Regions from separate parts of the Homo sapiens genome. Here all the other regions are linked to region 1. Evidence: chromatin contacts called from ENCODE Hi-C or POLR2A ChIA-PET data. All regions are on one chromosome and are shown on one strand. The core of a region is the stretch at or near the end of the contact, and the rest is flanking DNA. Distances in the headings are between cores, read along the strand shown. Region 1 holds the start of HAX1 (HCLS1 associated protein X-1). Region 2 holds the start of ZBTB7B (zinc finger and BTB domain containing 7B). Region 3 holds the start of PMVK (phosphomevalonate kinase). Region 4 has its middle 7.3 kb from the start of MIR8083.

Region 1 (4,313 bases), core at 1,226-3,725:
AAAGGAGACAAGTGTACAGGAAGAAACTTCAGGGAGGGAGAACACACAGAACTTCAGAAGAATAACAAAAGGCTGGTAAACTTCCCCTTCCTCCAGACTTACCATTGTCCTCTCTGGTTCTAGGATGGGGGTCCATAGGCCATACATCATCAAACTGCAGAAGAAACCATAGTAAGTGAAAAGACTCCTTCCAATCTGAAATTTGAAAGGTCATAGACCTCAAACTACTCCCGAGCTCCAAAACCCCCTTCCACAGAAGAGATAATTCCATTCAGAATAGCCTTATTTACACACTCCTTCCTGGCTGTTTTATGTATCCTTCTACCAGAAAGACTTCCTGAACTGATATATTCCTATCCTCTGTGCACAATCCTGCCTTATCCAAGAATTATCTAGACCAGTGGTGTTTTTTTGTTTTTGTTTTTTAAAAGAAACAGAACACCCATCTCCCCCCAAAGAAAATCCCACAAGCTTAATATAGAAAACAGAAAACACTAAATGGAGGGCTTAGGATTCCAACCCAAGGCTATCAGATTCAAACAAGAATTGCAATCTTTGGCCAGGCATGATGGCTCACACTTGTAATTCCAGCACTTTGGGAGGCCGAGGTGGGTGGATCACCTGAGGTCAGGAGCTCAAAAGCAGCCTGGCCAACACGGTGAAACGCCATCTCTACTAAAAACACAAAAATTAGCTGGGCGTTTGGCAGGCGACTGTAATCCCAGCTACTCAGGAGGCTGAGGCAGGAGAATCACTTGAACCTGGGAATTGGAGGTTGCAGTGAGCTGAGATTGTGCCACGGCACTACAGCCTGGGCAACAGAGCAAGGCTGGGTCTCAAACAATTTTTGAGATGGAGTCTCCACCTCCTGGGTTCAACCAATTCTCCTGCCTCAGCCTCCTGAGTAGCTGGCATTACAGGCACCTGCCACCATGCCCGGCTAATTTTTTGTATTTTTAGTAGACACGGGGTTTCACCATGTTGACCAGGCTGGTCTCCAACTCCTGACCTCTGGTGATCTGCCCACCTCGGCCTCCCAAAGTGCTGGGATTACAGGCGTGAGCCACCGCACCTAGCCAGTCTTTGCACTTTATTAGTGGTCTCTCACAAGCTCTCACTTCAGGACCAGATGGGATACTCACCCTATGAAATGGCCTCTGGGAGCCCCAGTCTGGTGCTGGTTGGGGGGATTCACTTCTTGCATCACTCTCCAAGACCCCCCCAAAGATCCTGGGCTGGTGACTATCTGGATACTTAAGCATTGAGTCCCGAAGTGTCTGTCCCTCCCGTAGTCTCTCACCAGGTGTCTCTGACTCAGGACCTGGAAGTTCTGCAGAAAGGTGGCAGGTGTTTGCTGGGATGGGAAAGGACTTGGGCTCTATTAATCTCTCTGAAATCATCAGTCTTCTCACACTTCCCATCCCCCAGCTACTCCCTGCAGGCTCTTTATTTCACCCACCAACCCACCAGAAACCACAGGTTGCCCCTTAGGGAAAGCCACACACCAGGAGGATGGGAAGGCAAGGTCCAGGCCCCCATATCGCTGAAGATGCTATTGAAATCTCGTACTAGGTCATCAAAGCCGAAGTTATCGTGGAAACGTATCCCTCCTCCTGGGCTGAAGCTGAAGCCGAAGCCAAATTCCTCAGGGGGGTGCTGAGGACTATGGAACCTTGGGTTCCCACGGCCCCATGAGCCCCCTTCTTCTTCTTCTTCCTCATCATCATCTTCATCTCGAGTCATCCCTCCAAAAAAGGGATCTCTGTGGCTGAGAGTGGAGGCAGATTGGCCACCAATATTTCAGCACTATTTAAGCCATTAAATCAACTCATGGGTGGCAAAGTGGGACAAGAGCAAGGGGTCTGGGAAGCTAGGGAGAGGGTCGGAGGACTGGCTGCCACATCAAAACATTAATACAATGGCTGACAGTTCTTTTTTTTTTTTTTTTTTTTTAATCAAAGTCAGACCTCAGCTCGCAGCTCCCTTCATACACCTTCCCCCAGTTTTTCTTCAGTGTGCCCCAGTCCCTCCTCTCTCTCCCAAGGTCCTGCTCACTTGCTCACTGTCTTATTCCCCAGACCCTCACGGTCTTCCCCGCCCGGGTCCCTGTTGCATCACCCCAGGTTGGAGAAAGGCTTAGTTTGCTGTTTCTCCTCTTAATGACCGCCTTGGTTACTGTGGCGGGGTGAGTGTTCAATGTTGCGACTTCTGTCCTCTCTGCAGGAGTTGAAGGAGTGGGACAGAGGATGTTTTTCCAAAAATAAGACGTAGGGGTCAAGCTCCCCTCAGACGACCCCCACCCTTGTCCGAGCCGGACCTACTCTCACCTCCGAGGTCCAGGAAAGCCGAAAAAGCCCCGGAAGAGATCAAAGAGGCTCATTCCCGTACTGGGACGCGAACCTTTGAACCCCTCCAGTGGTCCATTCGCAGACGGGGGAAACCTGCGCAGCCCTGTGAGAAATTGAGCGAGGCGTCAGCCCACGCTACCGGAAAGCAAGCCCGCGATCCTGACACTGTCGTAAACGACGGTAAGCCGGACGTGAAATGGAGGCGGGACCGAAGGTCTTCCTCAAATTTGAAAGGCTTTATCTTTACCCCACCTTTCAGAGACCAGTTTCCGTGACGGGAGTGGGCGTGACGCACTTTCAGTTTCCTATGACCGCCTTCCTCCTAAATCTGTTCTTCTTTCTGCAGACCAACTCAGTACGAAAAGCGATTTCGAGGGTTTGACTCTGGATGGCACCCGGATAAAGCCGCCAGAGGGCAGCCCAGCCGCACAAATGGACCGGCTTGAGGGCGTCCCTCAACCACCCCACCCGCGGGGCTGGCCAGCCTCACAGCAGAAGCCACCTCGCTCCTTACTCGGGCGTTCTTTTTGACTGACCTGGGCGATGTCTGCTGTTAGAGGGATGAACAAAATGCTTTTCCAAGCTCCTTCTAGTATTGAATTTCCCAGAGAAGAGATCAAGACATAAGAGACGCATGGACTTAACTTCCTCCACCTCTCTAGCTACTAGGGAGTTTGTTATAACTATATAGAATTCTTTTTTCTAAGCAGGCTCTGCAACCAGCAAGACAAAGGATTTTTAAGAAAGCAAGGGAAGGGAAGCTAGTTGAGTCCTGAGAAGGAACAAATTGGGGGTTATAAAGAAATATCCCTTTGGTATCTTTTTTTTTTTTTTTTTTTTTTTTTTTTTGAGACAGAGTTTTCTCTCATGTTTCCCAGGCTGGAGTGCAGTGGCACCATGTCGGCTCACTGCAACCTTCGCCTCCCAGGTTCTCTCCTGTCTCAGCCTCCCGAGTAGCTGGGATTACAGTCATGCGCCTCCACGCCCGGCTACTTTTGTATTTTTTGTAGAAACGGGGTTTCACCATGTTGACCAGGCTGGTCTCGAACTCCTGACCTAAGGTGATCCGCCCAACCCAGCCTCCCAAAGCGCCTGTCCTCATTCCTTTTTAAAAGTGTTTTGTTCAAAACCTCTCCGAGACCTGTCTCTCCCTGTACCCCATCCCCAAGCCAGACCTTGCTCTAGATTCTTTTTCAAAGAATTGGGTATAGCTATGTCACAGAGAAGCATCCAAGAAGCCACTACTACAGTAGTCCATTCCTAGGGGGAATGGGCCCCAAGGTTTTGTTTTTTTATTTCGTTTTTGGGGTACAGGTGGTGTTTGGTTACATGGATGAGTTCTTTAGTGATTTCTGCGACTTTAGCGCACCCATCACCCGAGCAGTGTACACTGTACCCAATATGTAGTCTTTCATCCCTCACCCCACTCCAAGATTTAGTTCTGCCAGACGATACATGTTGCCTTCACTTCTTTTTAGTTTATTTGCCTGGACCCATCTAAGTCATACTTAAAACTCTATAAAGCATTTTTTTTCTTTGAAATGGTCTCAGCTCCTTCTTGATCCTCTCCATTTTCCACCCAATCTCCTCTATCCCTCTCCCTTTACTGCCTGAAATCGGCTGTAGATGTAGCAGTTTCTGGAGGAAATGAAGATTTGTGGTGGTTCTTTCCAGTCACCAGGTTGTGAAAGTCTTAGGGGTGAGGGGAAGGAAATCCCCTCAAGGACAAGATACTACTACCACATTAAGGTCAGGAGTTCTTAAAGGGCGAAGATTTCATTTTATTCCACTGCCTTCAGGGGCCTGCTAGAGGAGGCCCAGTTGGTACAGTAATACTTATTCACCAAGCTGGTCATCGACGAAATTGAGGATGTCCTAGACGGAGCAAGAATAGGCAGAGGCTGAAGGTAGAGGTTTTCTTTTTATATATACAAGACACATTAATCCATTAAATTTGAGGACACA
Region 2 (4,313 bases), core at 1,303-3,802, 730 kb before region 1:
GGGCTGGTTCTCTCAGCCTTGGCTTGGAATGGGGGGCTGGCACCCTATCTGACCTACTTCCCTTTCCTCCCCACCTGCTTTCATTTGCTTCTCTCCCCCAGCCTTCACTGTCCCCACCCCAGAGCGCTCCGCCCCCCATGCCTGCTGGGCCCCCTCCCCCACCCTTCCCCAGGGTGCCAAGTGCAGGCACACAAAGGGCCTGATGGTGCATTGTTAGCCCAGCCCCCGCTGCCCGCCGCACCCTCCCTGGGCAGGCACTAGGCCAAGGAGGAGCTGGGGGCCCTGGGTGCCAGGGGGCACCATGGGGAAGAAGAAGGGGACAGCACCTGTCTTCCAGACACTGGGGTCTACATCAGCCAGAACTGAGTAGTGATGAGAGTCCCATTAGAGCAAGCCTGTCTCCTTGACACCTGAGCCTAGTGGGCACTGCCTTCTTTCTTCCCCAGAGCCCCATTCTGGTGGTATTAACCCCTTTTTGACCCCTGTGCCAGGGCTGGGGGTGTGTGGTACCCAAGGGAGGGGACAGTGTCTGGGGGTGCCAGCAGGTTGTGTTGTGCCCACAGCAACCATGTAACAGAGGCACGCTGGGGGAGCTGGGGTCCCTGGGGCCAGGGACAGAGGCACTGACAGAGATTTCTCCTTGTTTCATCAGCTGCTCCAGGGGGAGCCCCCTACCCTTCTCCCCAGTTACCACTAAGGAGGAACACTAACTATCATCCAGACATAGTCACACATATGTCCCTCTCTAGCGCAGCACAACACTCCTTATGCCCACTCTCTCCTCCCCAACCTGATGTCCACTCCATGCCAGCTCTCCCAGCAGTGCCAGGCGGGTACAGGGGTGACCAAACCAGTTGGTGTGTGTGGGGCAGCAGGAGGCAACCCCATAATCCTCCAGGCCTCATCCCCACACTCACACATACTCCCTTAGGGACCAGACAGTTCCCATCCTGCTTTAACCCCTCACAGCCCAATCTGGTTCCCCCGTCCCTGATAAGCGGTCTCCCTCCTCCAGGAATAAGTTGGGGGAAGGGGGAATAGCTGCGCTGACTCATTCCCATTCTCGGCTGCAGCTAGGGGTCTCCAAGGCATTCGGGCGGGGGTCAATTCAAGAACACCCTCCACCTGGCCCGGAAGCCTGGACAGCCTGCCGGTCTCCCCCTCTCCCCAGCACCCACTTCCGGTGTCCCAAACTAGGTCAGCAGCGCTCGTTTCCTGTGGGTCAGCTAGCACCGGCGCCTCTGCCCCTCCCCTGCTCCGGACCCAGGCTCCCCGCCCCCCTGCCCCCCAGGGCGCCCCGAGGTCTCACCATGTCTCAGCCGCCCTTTGATACGTGGGGGTTGTGCGGGGCGGGGGGCAGGGGACCCGCCCTCTCTCTAAACACCAGCAGGGCCGGGGCGCCTGGGCAGGCACGTGTCCGGGCACAACCCGCTGCCCACGCCGCCCCCCCACTCCCGCCCCCACCTCGCTCTGGCCGGGACACGTCGCTCTCTTACTTGGGATGGGGTGGGAGGAGGGAGAGAAAGCTGGAAATTGAAAGCAGCGCCCCCCACCCCTTTGAATGGCAGCCTTCTGCCAGGCGCACTCTGTAGGTTCTACAACAACACAGTAGCGACCCCCACTCTGGGCTGGGGCAGGTGCGCCGGCGCCGGTGGGGGGACGGGTAGTAGGTAGGAGAATTCTTCCTAGTCACCCGCCCTCGCTCTTGGGTTCTGTGGTCATGAGCTGGCGTGGAAAAGGTAGCGGCGGGACTGGAGCCTGAAGGAAGGGAGTGGGATTGAGGGGCAGGGAAGAGAGCGGTCGTTCTATGTCGGTTCAGAGGTTGTTGCTGAGCCCCACTACCGCTGGAGAGAGCGCGGCTCTGGAAGCGCAAGAAACCGAATAGTCCAGCCGGTAACTTTCCCCCAAGCCGCGGCTCCTCCTGCGCCCCCCCAACCCCCATGCAACTGGCCTGGGGCCAATCCACCGCGCCAGGGGGCGCGGGGTGGGGGGGGGGTGCGCGTTGTCCTAGTTAGAGTCCGTCAGCGTTTCCATTCCCTCAACTCAGTCCGGTCTGGGGTCTCCCCCTAAAGTCACGAAGGAGACTGGGGGAACGCTCAGCGTCGCCTCACCCCCTCTCCATCCCGAAGCCGTCTGTCTGTCTGATCCCAGGAGAAGTGCAGATAAACTTTCTGGGGACCCTCCGCCTAGGGTTGGGGGGCATCCGCAGTTCCTTCTCTGTCTTTCATCTCAGTTAAAACCAATTCCAGAGACCCGGGGTGTTGGGAAAGCACAGGGAAGGGGAGTGGTGGGAATGTGATCTGCATGCGTGTGTATCTGGGGGTCCCACTTACAGGACGGACGAAGGACACTGCAGTAGTCTCGAGCCTAGTGAACCCCGAGCCAGGAGACAAAAGTGGGGTACACTCACCTCTCAGCCGTCGGGTCCGCTGGCTGGAGCTGCTGAGGCTCACAGTGTGGGAAGAAGCGCGTCCCCCACCAGGCCCGGGGGCTTGGGGCCCTGCTCCGGTCCTGGTCAGAAGGCCGCGGTCAGTTGCTCGCCGCTCGCTGCTGGGGGGCTCCTCCTCCGCCGCCCTCTGCCTCCTCCTGCCGCCCGCCCCCCCTCGGCCGCCAAGAGCCGTACATTCACCTGGCTCCCACCCGCCCCCCCCTCAGGGCCCGCCTCACCTGTCCTGCTGTCTCACCTGTCCTCCAGCTTGCTTTCCCCCCATCCCTCCCCTCCCTCCCCCCGCCCCTGCCACCCCCCAAACTCCCCCCCCCCAACACTTAGAAACACCCTCTGTCACTTCCTGGTTTTTCACCCGCCCCCCCAGGCCCCCTCCCTCCGCCCAATAAGGACATAAACTTCAACCCCTTCGTCCAGCCAGTCCCTGCAGAGCGCAGATGGGTCCCTCCCTCCTTTTTTGCCCCCTTCTCCAAACTCTTACTTAGCTCTCCTAGCCTTTCCCACCCTCCTCCTTTCCCTCCTTCTTTCCTTCTCTCTGTCTCCCTTCACCTGCCGCGGTCCCTCTCTCCCCCCCCTTTCTCCTGCCCCTATCTCTCCCAGTCCACCTTAACTCAAACTCCGCCCCCGGCCCCCATCCAGCCCTTTGCTGCTGCTCTGCCCGCCCCCTGCACGCCACCGCCCTGTCCGCTCATTGGCCTGAATACCCGCTCATCTCCAGTAGGTCTCGCCTTGCGTTCGTCCAGGGAGGGGGCGGAGCCGAGGGGCTGGCCTGGAACCTGGAGAGGAGGGGGGAGGGGGCAGTGTCCGCAGCGGCCAGGGAATCGAGCACCCCCTACAGGGGCTCCCTCTCCTTCAAGAGGGGCTTCTGTAGGGTCAGGACCTCAGGAGGGAAGGGTATGAGAGGTTAGGGATAGGCTGGGTGGGGGTGAATTGGGGACTTAGGGTCTTGAGGGAGGGGGTCCCGTGAGGGGCTGTAATCAGGTCAGGGACCTAGAAGGGAGGGGGAGGGGGAGCCACCAGGCCTTCGGCTCCGGCCCCTACGCCCCACCCCCTCTCGGAGGGAGCCGGGGAGTTGAGCCTGCGGGCGCCCTGCGTCCCTCCCCACGCGTGACGGTGCCCCGCGGGGAGGGAAGGGCGCCCCAGGCAAGCAGCCTCTGTGCTGTCGCCAGTGCCCGCTGCGGCCTTGGCATTGTCGGAGGGGAGGGGCCCAGTCTGCGAAGGGGGAGGGGGCGCGCCGACGCTTTTGCTCCCCACCTCCATCCCGCGGGTTCCCTAAGTGGAGAAACTGAGTCTCCACCGAGGAGGGATAGCTTGACATGAATTCGCTGAGAGACCCAGGTGGCGAGGGGTGCCTGGATGTTTTGGGATGTGTGGTATGTGTAGGTTTTGGGGAGGACCGGGATAAATACTTAGGAGTCCCCCAACTGAGAAAGGTAGCGGGTGAAGGATGTTTCTGACTGAGCCTGCGGAGCTGCGTACCCCAAAGGGCCCCTCCCACTAGTGTCAAATGGAATCAAATCCGGCTACCTAGGGCCAGGTTTGGCTCCCCTGCGACAAGCCAGGCCGAACCGGGTCGGACTCGCTTTCCCCTCCCAACCCCCCTCCGCAGGGGGCCTCCCTCCCTTTCCAGCAGGTGGCTTCTCGGGACACCAGCTCAACCTGTTGGACCACAATGGGCGGCGCCAGGGGGGCCCTGGCCCTCACCCGGGCTGACCCGGGATCCCCGCGCACGAGGGGCGGAGTCCAGGTCCCTCCCTCCCTCTTTCTCCCTCTCTCCCTCTCCGCGCCGGGCCGTGACTCAGCCTCGGGGCCGCTGCCCTGCGCCCCAGCCAGGGGCGGAAAGTGTGAGGCGCCCCTGAGGGCTCAG
Region 3 (4,313 bases), core at 546-3,045, 660 kb before region 1:
AGTGTTCTCATGCCTCAGCCTCCTGAGTAGCTGGATTGCAGGTGCCCGCCACCACGTCCAGCTATCCAGCTAATTTTTGTATTTTTAGTAGAGATGGGGTTTCACCATGCTGGCCAGGCTGGTCTCGAACTCCTGCCCTCAGGTGATCCGCCTTGGCCTCCCAAAGTGCGGAGATTACAGGCGTGAGCCTGGGGGAAGTTTTCTGATCGCTCACTAGGTATTCAGGGAGCTGGATCTCAGAGTCAGAGAGGGAGGTAAGGGGCGTGCATTGGGTCAGGTGAGGAAAGAGACTCCGGGAGTAAGTTCTGACTCCTTCCATGTGACTCAGGTAAAACAGGAGATGTGGACTTTCCGTGGAGGCCCAAATACATGTTTATTGAAGATGAGCTGGAAAATCTGATTCTGTGTTGAATGACGAAGTGCTAAGAATAAATAACAACCCCTTACATCTGGATGATACTTGAGAACTTACAAAGTATTTTATTGTACCTTGTCATATATTTTCTTCATTCCTTTCTTATTATAACCCTGGGAAGTGGGCCTTATCAGTGGTAAACTCAGAGTGACTTGCTAAGTGTCCAAGCTGGGACTGAAAATCCACTCTGTGCTGCCTTCTAGGGCGTTGATGAGTGCAGTGTTTTCTGGGTTGCTGAAAAAAAACAAAAAAAACCCCAAAAAACAAAAAACCACCTCCTTAAGTCTGTTCTTTTTGCATCTGACCACTCTCCTGTGCCTCTTTTCAACATTCAGGAAATTAATGGTTTCTCCCTAAGTCTCCACACTACACTTTTTCTCTAGTGGAGGCAGTAATGAGTTGCAGGCTCTGTTCTGACATGCTCAGAAAAATGCAGGACGGCAAGTCATAGCCAAAAACAACTCGACGTACTCAGCTGGGGCAACCCGTCACCTACTGCGGGAAGAGGCAGAACCGGGGATGCAGGGAAAGGACAGATTATTCTTATCCTGCCTCTCAAACTTCTGGCTGGGAGCCAGACTTCGGATGAAACCAGGCAATCTCATCTAGGGATTCAACGCTCCCTTACTATTGATGTCACCCACGCCGTTTGCTTCCGAAAACCTTTGGGCCGGAGGCTGCGGCTAGAAAAGCAATCAAAGGTTTCTCGCCGGGCTTAAAGGGCCACATCTTAGTGACGTCTCGGGTTATAAAATCTGCTTGACAATGAAATATCGTGTGCGCGATTCTGCTCCTCCCCCGACATGACGTGGCCAGACACGCCGCTCGCGTCAGGGCTGCCTTACGCCCCCAGGAAGACCCATTCCCACTCTGGGGCGCGCGCAGATTTGCTGTGGCACATGTACTATAACGCACAGGCAAAAGGGCAGTTTCCAAAACGTCTCCAACGTGATCTCACTCCAGAGATTTTTTTTCCTAAAGTTTTAGGGCTGCGCGGAAGGGAACATGGGGTTCACCTCAGGAAATTTCAGACGTCACCCCCCTCGGAGGAAGGTAGTCGCGTCCGGTTCCTCCCCGGGTGTCAGTTAAGCAGGCCAGGCTGTGAGCGAAGGTTCTGGGCGGGGCTGGACTGTTCTAAGTGAGTTCGGGTGGGGGAGCTTCACGAGGGGAGGCTGCTCTGTGAAGGAACCGCCTTTCTCTCCGCGTGTCTCACCCTTTTCTCCCCATATCTGTTTGGACATGAGCTGAGGGCACGGTCGCGGGCGGTCAGCCCTGTTCGCAGCTACGGCGAGGAGGGGCGCGATTGTTCCTTGTTGCCGCTCCGCTTAGTGGCCGCGTCCATTCCGCGCGGTGTCCCGATTTTAGGGGTAGGGAGAAGTGTCAGCTTCAGGCATCGCGAGGCGTGGCGGCCCCATGGCCCCGCTGGGAGGCGCCCCGCGGCTGGTACTGCTGTTCAGCGGCAAGAGGAAATCCGGGAAGGACTTCGTGACCGAGGCGCTGCAGAGCAGGTGTCCGTGAGGCGGGAAAGGTGGAAGGGGGAGCTCTCCGCATCACGTGACACGAGGAGTGCTTTTGGGTGTCACGGAGTGAGCTTTGGAGTACGGGTCGTCCGTTTGCAAGGCAGGAGGAGCACTGGGCTGGGGAAGGTGGAATGCCACCATTACATAAAACAGTAGTCTACACAGGCGAGCCTCAAAGAAGCAGGTGACCACCTCTCCAAAGACCTTCAGCTGCAGGTCTCTCTGAGAAGCATTAATAATGGTTCCTACGAAGGCACTTTCTATATACCAGGCGTTGGATACCAGCCTGGGCAACATGGCGAGACCCCGCCTCTACGAAAAATCCAAAAAGTAGCTGGGCGTGGTGACGCGTGCCTGTGGTCCCAGCTATTCAGGAGCCTGAGGTAGAAGAATCGCTTGAGCCCGGGAGGCGGAGGTTGCAGTGAGGCGAGATTGGCCACTGCACTCCAGCCTGGGCGACAGAGCGAGACCCTGTCTTAAAAAAACAAAACAAAAAACCCTCTTCACCTCTTTGTTAGGTACTGTGTGCCATTATTAGCATCTCCATTTCACAGGTGAAGAAACTGAGGCTCTTAAAAAGTTAAACAGGCCGGGTGTGGTGGTCATGTCTGTCACCCCAGCACTTTGGGAGACAGAGGTGCGAGGATGGCTTGAGAGCCCAGTAGTGGAGACCAGCCTGGGCAACACAGTAAGACCCTAGTCTCTACAAAAAAATGGAAAAGTTAGCCTAGTGCGATGGCGAGCACCTCTAGTCCAAGCTACTCAGGAGGCTGAGGTGGGAGGATCGCTTGAACCTGGGGGCTACAGTGAATTGTAATCATGCTACTGTCCTCCAGTCCTTGCAGCAGAGCCTGAGACCCTGTCTCGAAGTAAAATAAAATAAAATAACATACGAAGTTAACAACAAAAAACCCTTGCTGGTCACAAAGTAAGTGGCAAATCCAGGATTCAAATTCAGCTTTGTGGTTCATGATGGGCATCTCAGCAATTAATATATAATTGAAACAAAAAGAAAAAAAACCCAAACAAATTCAACTTTATCTTGCGCCAAGGACTGGTTTCTTTCTGTTTTATCTGGCTGCCTCCCCAAATAATAATACCTTTTGCACAGTGTTTTCTGTCAAAGCAAGATCTTCTGTGCAGGAGCATTTTGCTGAGACCTGGGCTAGGAGAGCAGAGGTTGGGGAGAAAGTGGGGCTCCTCTCCTCTTGAAGGCCAGTGTGGTGGGGGTACCAGGAAGCTGCTTTTGGGTACCACGGGGGTTCTATGAAGGTGTGGGAGAGCCCAGAGCAGAGGTCACCACCTGAATTTTTCATCACTAAGTATCTCACCACCTTTTCCTAAGTTGCATTTCTCCTCACCTCCAAACCCTGACGTCAAATAGTGGTCCGAAGCACAGGCTCTGGAATTAGACTGCTGGGATGCAAACCCTGGCTCACTGTTGATTAGTGTGTGATCTTGTACACATCTGTCATTCACTCTGTGCCTCATGTTTTTTTTTTTTTTTTTTTTTTTTTTTTGAGACGGAGTCTTGCTCTGTCACCCAGGCTGGAGCGCACCCAGGTTGCGGCTCACCGCAACCTCTGTCTCCTGGGTTCAAGCGATTTTCCTGTCTCAGCCTCCCGAGTAGCTGGGATTACAGGTGTGTGCCACCATGCCCAGCTAACTTTTGTATTTTTAGTAGAGACAGGTTTCACCATGTTGGCCAGGCTGGTCTGGAACTCCTGACCTCAGGTGATCTGCCTGCCTCGGCCTCCCAGAGTGCTGGGATTACAGACGTGAACCACCACCGCACCTGGCCTGCGTCTCAGTTTTGTCATCTGTAAAATGGGGATGATAATAGGGTGGTTGTGGGGATTAAATGAGATAATGTGTGTGAAGGGCTTAGAATAATTATTGGCACCTAGCAGAGGTGCAGGAACTAAATGTTGGCTATATTTATTTTACCAATCTTGGCTTCACTACTTGCAGTGTTGCTTTGGGGGAGTCAATCCTCCTTTCACAACCTCAGCTTCCTCATCTGAAACATGAAAATAAGAACACTTACAGCCAGGGCAACATAGTGAGACCCCCTCTCTACAAAAGATAAAAAAAATTAGCTGGGTATGGTGGTGCATGCCAGTAATCCCAGATACTCAGGAGGCTGAGGTGCGAGGATTGCCTGAGCCCAGGAGTTCAAGATTGTAGTGAGCTGTGATCATACCACTGCACTCTAGCCTGGGTGACAGCAAGACCCTGACTCTTAAAAAACCAAACCAAAACAAAACAAAGAACACTTATCGTTGGGCGCAGTGGCTCACGCCTGTAATCCTAGCACTTTGAGAGGCCGAGAAGGGTGGATCACTTGAGCTCAGGAGTTCGAGACCAGCCTGACCAAC
Region 4 (4,313 bases), core at 590-3,089, 580 kb after region 1:
GTTCTTAAAGGGCAACCAGCCTATCCTCTGACTCACTGGTGCCAGTGTATGTGGTATGGAAGTGGATGGCTGGGGTCTTTTCCTATCTGGACTCTCTCACTGCTTCTCTAACCATGGTTTGAGGTACAGTCAAGCAGGTTTTTGCCACCACCTCCCCTGTTCCTGGTAGAATGCAGTCTGGGAGCAGGCATGGGACGTGGTCTCATCTTCCTCCAGAGCGTCCTCTCCTGTCTTTGTGCAACACCAAATTCATCCGCATCCCGACCCTTCATCTTGGTGGTAAACACCTCGCCTGGAATCTTACTTGCGTTCCAACCCAAAGAGATTAAATCTTCCTGGACCGCATTCTTTTTTTTTTTTTAAATGGTTAATTTATTTATTTTTATAGCTCCTGCAATTTAATTAAAAAATTGACTTTCAGTCTGCAAAACTGGGCTCTGCTTAATTAGATTCCACGGATCTGTCCTGAAAGGTATAAATCTTTTTTAAAAATAATTATTACTAAATATACTGCTGTGATAAATGACTCAAACCCTTTGACGTAGAGAAAAGAGCGGGTGAGGGAGGAGGTTATTTGTCTGTTTCTGTCAGCTCCATTTTTGTTCCAGGCCGTGGCCTTGTTCGGGGCTGGCTGGGCGGGGGTTCCCTCTGCACAGCCTCCAGCTGGCCCTTCCACCCGCCTGCTGAGCTGCCTTCTCAGCCCGCCCCACTCTTCCAGGGGCGTTACGTGGGCTGATGAGATAATGTATGTGAAAGCCTTTGTCAACTGCAAGGCACAATCGAATGCCAATTATTATTGTTATTCTTACCATACTCTGGGGAAACCCTGTGGCCCTCACCCCTCCCAAACGTACTAGGCGGGACAGCCCGGGAAACTGAGAGGCTAGACTGCCCCTCCCATGTGGGCGGAGGTTCCTGGCACAAGACGGTCTCCCCGGCCTGTGGGGAGGGCTTTATTGCTACCCTCCTGGTGCCCCCTTAGGAATGGCTTTCCCAGTTCTTCCTGGCTTCAGGGGCCTTCCTCCGGAAGGAAATCTCCTTAGTTCCAGTGAAAGTTCTCGGGCCGCTGAAATCATCGACTCCTTAGGCCCCTCCTCACCTCCGCCGCACAGCCCCTTCCCCTCCCGGTGCCCGCAGTGGAGCCAGGCTGCCTCGGAAGGATCTGACCGGCAATTTCCTAGAATTGTGCTTCTGGAGCTCCTCAGTCGTCCACTCCCTGCCCCTCTTCCCCACCTCATTTAAGGCTCCTCTCCCCAGAGCCCAAGTCCCCGTAGCTGTCCCAGCTCCACCCTGATCTAACTTCCTAGGCCTCACAGCTCTCTTTATCATAGCCAGTCTCTTCAGGGGCTGTCTGCTCCCCTTGTGGGGAGGAACTGGGGCATGGGAGGCTACAGGGCCACCGGGGCCCATCAGGAAGTTCAGTAGCTGTGGTTGACAGGACAACCACTCTTGGTTAGGCCTTCCCAGTGCTGTTCATCCCCGGCTTGGCTGGTGAGAGGACTGGACCATGTCTGCTCCCTCTCCCGATAAATTGAGCCTGACTGGTGCCAAAAAGGGTGGGCGGGAAGCACAAAACAAGAGTCACTGGACAGGAGGGGAGCAATTTATCCTTTCTTTATCCCAAACTGCCAGCCGTGTACCAGGGAGCAGTGCCACGCCAGACCTCCAAGCTCCCAGTGGCCACCCTACGTCCAGGTCCCACAGGGTGGACTCCAGGAAGAGGCCTGGGAGGTCAGGGGAGAGGCCTGCCTGCACTTGATGGATGGTCCTGAAGAAATGTCTGGCACTTTCCTCCCCCATGAGGGCGGTGGAGCTGCAGCCACCTCTCCCCCGCATTCCTGCCTGCCTGCCTGCCTGGGAAGGAGGGGTGAGGGGTGGGTCCAGCAGGGAAACCAGGGCTCCTGGCCCAGCTGAGAGGCATTTTGCAAACTATGACTCAACATTTGTCTACACTGACATGGGGAATGGAGGAGCACGTGGACAATCCCCAAATTTCACCTGGGTTGAAAGGCATCCATATGTTCCCACCCGACCCCCACTTCCTCCCCAGCTCCCAGGCCTCTCCATTCAGTCCATACTAATTATCTGATTCCTACTGTATGCCAGCCATTGAGTAACATAACAGTTCTCAAGGTGTGGTCCGCAAATCCTGGGAGTCCCAAATATTTTTTCAGGGCATAGATGAGGTCAAACGATTTTCATAATAATTCTAATACGTTATTTGCCTTTTTGACAGAGTTGACACATTGCATCGAAGTGCAAAAGCAATGGGGGTAAAACTGCTGTGGCTTTACATAAATCAAGGCAGTGGCACCCAATTAGTATTGCATGCATTCTTCACCACTGCACACTGAAAAGGCTGGTTTCACATAAGAATGTTCTTGATAAAGCAGTCAACAATTATTAACATGTAATAGGCTTATTATTGTTATCTTACATGAGTTAATAAATAAGGATTTGTCGGGCCGGGCACGGTGGCTCACGCCTATAATCCCAGCACTTTGGGAGGCCGAGGCGGGTGGATCATGAGGTCAGGAGATCGAGACCATCCTGGCTAACAAGGTGAAACCCCGTCTCTACTAAAAATACAAAAAATTAGCCGGGCGCGGTGGCGGGCGCCTGTAGTCCCAGCTACTCAGGAGGCTGAGGCAGGAGAATGGCGTGAACCCGGGAAGCGGAGCTTGCAGTGAGCCGAGATTGCGCCACTGCAGTCCGCAGTCCGGCCTGGGCGACAGAGCGAGACTCCGTCTCAAAAAAAAAAAAAAAAAAAAAAAATAAATAAATAAATAAATAAATAAGGATTTGTGGCTGGGCGCGGTGGCTCACGCCTGTAATCCCAGCACTTTGGGAGGCTGAGATGGGCGGATCACGAGATCAGGAGATCGAGACCATCCTAGCTAACATGGTGAAACCCCGTCTCAACTAAAAATACAAAAAAATTAGCCGGGCACGGTGGCGGGCGCCTGTAGTCCCAGCTACTCGGGAGGCTGAGGCAGGAGAATGGGGTGAACCCAGGAGGTGGAGCTTGCAGTGAGCGGAGATCGCGCCACTGCTCTCCAGCCTGGGTGACAGAGCAAGACTCTGACTCAAAAAAAAAAAAATTAAAAAATAAATAAATAAGGATTTGTTTTAATATCTACTATGGTAAATATCAATAGATATCCACATAAACAAAAGCTCTTTAGGTCCCTAATACTTTTTTGTGTGTGTGATTGAGTTTCGCTCTTGTTGCCCAGACTGGAGTGCAATGGCACAATCTCGGCTCACTGCAACTTCTGCCTCTCGGGTTCAAGCAATTCTCCTGCCTCAGCCTCCTGGGTAGCTGGGATTATAGGCACCCACCACCACGCCCAGCTAATTATTGTACCTTTTTTTTTTTTTTTGAGATGGAGTTTCACTCTTGTTGCCCAGGCTGGAGTGCAATGGCGCGATCTCGGCTCACCGCAACCTCTGCCTCCCAGGTTCAAGTGATTCTCCTGCCTCAGCCTCCCTAGTAGCTAGGATTACAGGCATGTACCACCACACCTGGCTAATTTTGTATTTTTAGTAGAGATGGGGTTTCTCCATGTTGGTCAGGCTGGTCTCGAACTTCTGACCTCAGGTGATCCACCCGCCTTAGCCTCCCAAAGTGCTGGGATTACAGACATGAGCCACCGTGCCTGGCTAATTATTGTATTTTTAGTAGAGATGGGGTTTCACCATGTAGGCCACGCTGATCTCAAACTCCTGACCTTGTGATCCACCCACCTTGGCCTCCCAAGCTGCTGGGATTACAGGGTTGAGCCACTATACCTAGCCTTTTTTTTTTTTTTTTAAGATAGTCTCGCTCTGTGGCCCAGGCTGGAGTGCAGTGGTGAGATCTTGGCTCACTGAAGCCTCCACCTCCTGGGTTCAAGCAATTCTCCTGCCTCAGTCACCTGAGTACCTGGGATTACAGGCATGCATCGCTATGCCCGGCTAATTCTGTATTTTTTTTTTTTTTTTTTGAGACAGAGTCTCGCTCTGTTGCCCAGGCTGGAGTACAGTGGTGCAATCTCAGCTCACCACAACCTCTGCCTCCCAGGTTCAAGCGATTCTCCTCCCTCAGCCTCCTGAGTAGCTGGGACTACAGGCATGTGCCACCATATCTGGCTAATTTTTCTATTTTTAGTAAAGACGGGGTTTCCCTATATTGGCCAGGATGGTCTCGAACTCCTGACCTCATGATCCACCTGCCTCAGCCTCTCAAAGTGCTGGGATTACAGGTGTGAGCCACCGCGTCTGGCAACTAATTTTGTATTTTTAGTAGAGACTGGGTTTCTCCATGTTGGTCA

Evidence for each region. A loop is a pair of places that touch in the nucleus more often than their neighbours do. ChIA-PET counts read pairs that join two places held with the same protein, here RNA polymerase II (POLR2A). Pooled maps may share reads with other maps.
Region 2: a loop to region 1 is called in a pooled map, with 24 times the contacts of the local background. The contact joins the promoter of ZBTB7B here to the promoter of HAX1 in region 1. A Hi-C loop is called at or near these places in 8 of 50 pooled maps.
Region 3: a loop to region 1 is called in a pooled map, with 10 times the contacts of the local background. The contact joins the promoter of PMVK here to the promoter of HAX1 in region 1. A Hi-C loop is called at or near these places in 9 of 50 pooled maps. POLR2A ChIA-PET finds 5 or more read pairs at or near these places in 2 of 52 experiments (GM12878 and activated T-cell).
Region 4: a loop to region 1 is called in a map of endothelial cell of umbilical vein, with 9 times the contacts of the local background. The contact joins the enhancer-like site here to the promoter of HAX1 in region 1. A Hi-C loop is called at or near these places in 1 of 168 maps with a recorded cell type or tissue (endothelial cell of umbilical vein). POLR2A ChIA-PET finds 5 or more read pairs at or near these places in 3 of 52 experiments (GM12878, activated CD8-positive, alpha-beta memory T cell and activated T-cell).

What each region holds. Positions count from the first base shown.
Region 1 is chr1:154,270,791-154,275,103 of GRCh38, reverse strand. HAX1 (HCLS1 associated protein X-1) reads right to left here and starts at 2,475. Exons shown (of 7, transcript NM_006118.4): 1 at 2,328-2,475; 2 at 1,506-1,768; 3 at 1,143-1,330; 4 at 103-154. The coding sequence starts at 2,380. UBAP2L (ubiquitin associated protein 2 like) reads right to left here. Exons shown (of 27, transcript NM_014847.4): 27 at 4,257-4,313. RefSeq lists an enhancer at 2,412-2,581 and a silencer at 2,719-2,859.
Region 2 is chr1:155,001,041-155,005,353 of GRCh38, reverse strand. ZBTB7B (zinc finger and BTB domain containing 7B) reads right to left here and starts at 2,552. Exons shown (of 3, transcript NM_001256455.2): 1 at 2,411-2,552. RefSeq lists silencers at 74-123, 184-233, 1,284-1,403, 3,114-3,303, 3,414-3,653 and 1 more and an enhancer at 1-580.
Region 3 is chr1:154,934,201-154,938,513 of GRCh38, reverse strand. PMVK (phosphomevalonate kinase) reads left to right here and starts at 1,795. Exons shown (of 5, transcript NM_006556.4): 1 at 1,795-1,923. The coding sequence starts at 1,829. RefSeq lists enhancers at 405-1,346, 1,326-1,525, 1,347-2,289 and a silencer at 2,246-2,345.
Region 4 is chr1:153,694,926-153,699,238 of GRCh38, reverse strand. It overlaps the pseudogene GEMIN2P1. Among named protein-coding and RNA genes, the nearest start is that of MIR8083, 7.3 kb to the right of the region's middle. Within about 2 kb of position 1,839, at least 22 of the 41 ENCODE cell types and tissues checked have a DNase peak (open chromatin) inside an H3K27ac peak, as active enhancers do; they include endothelial cell of umbilical vein, where a contact is called at or near this core.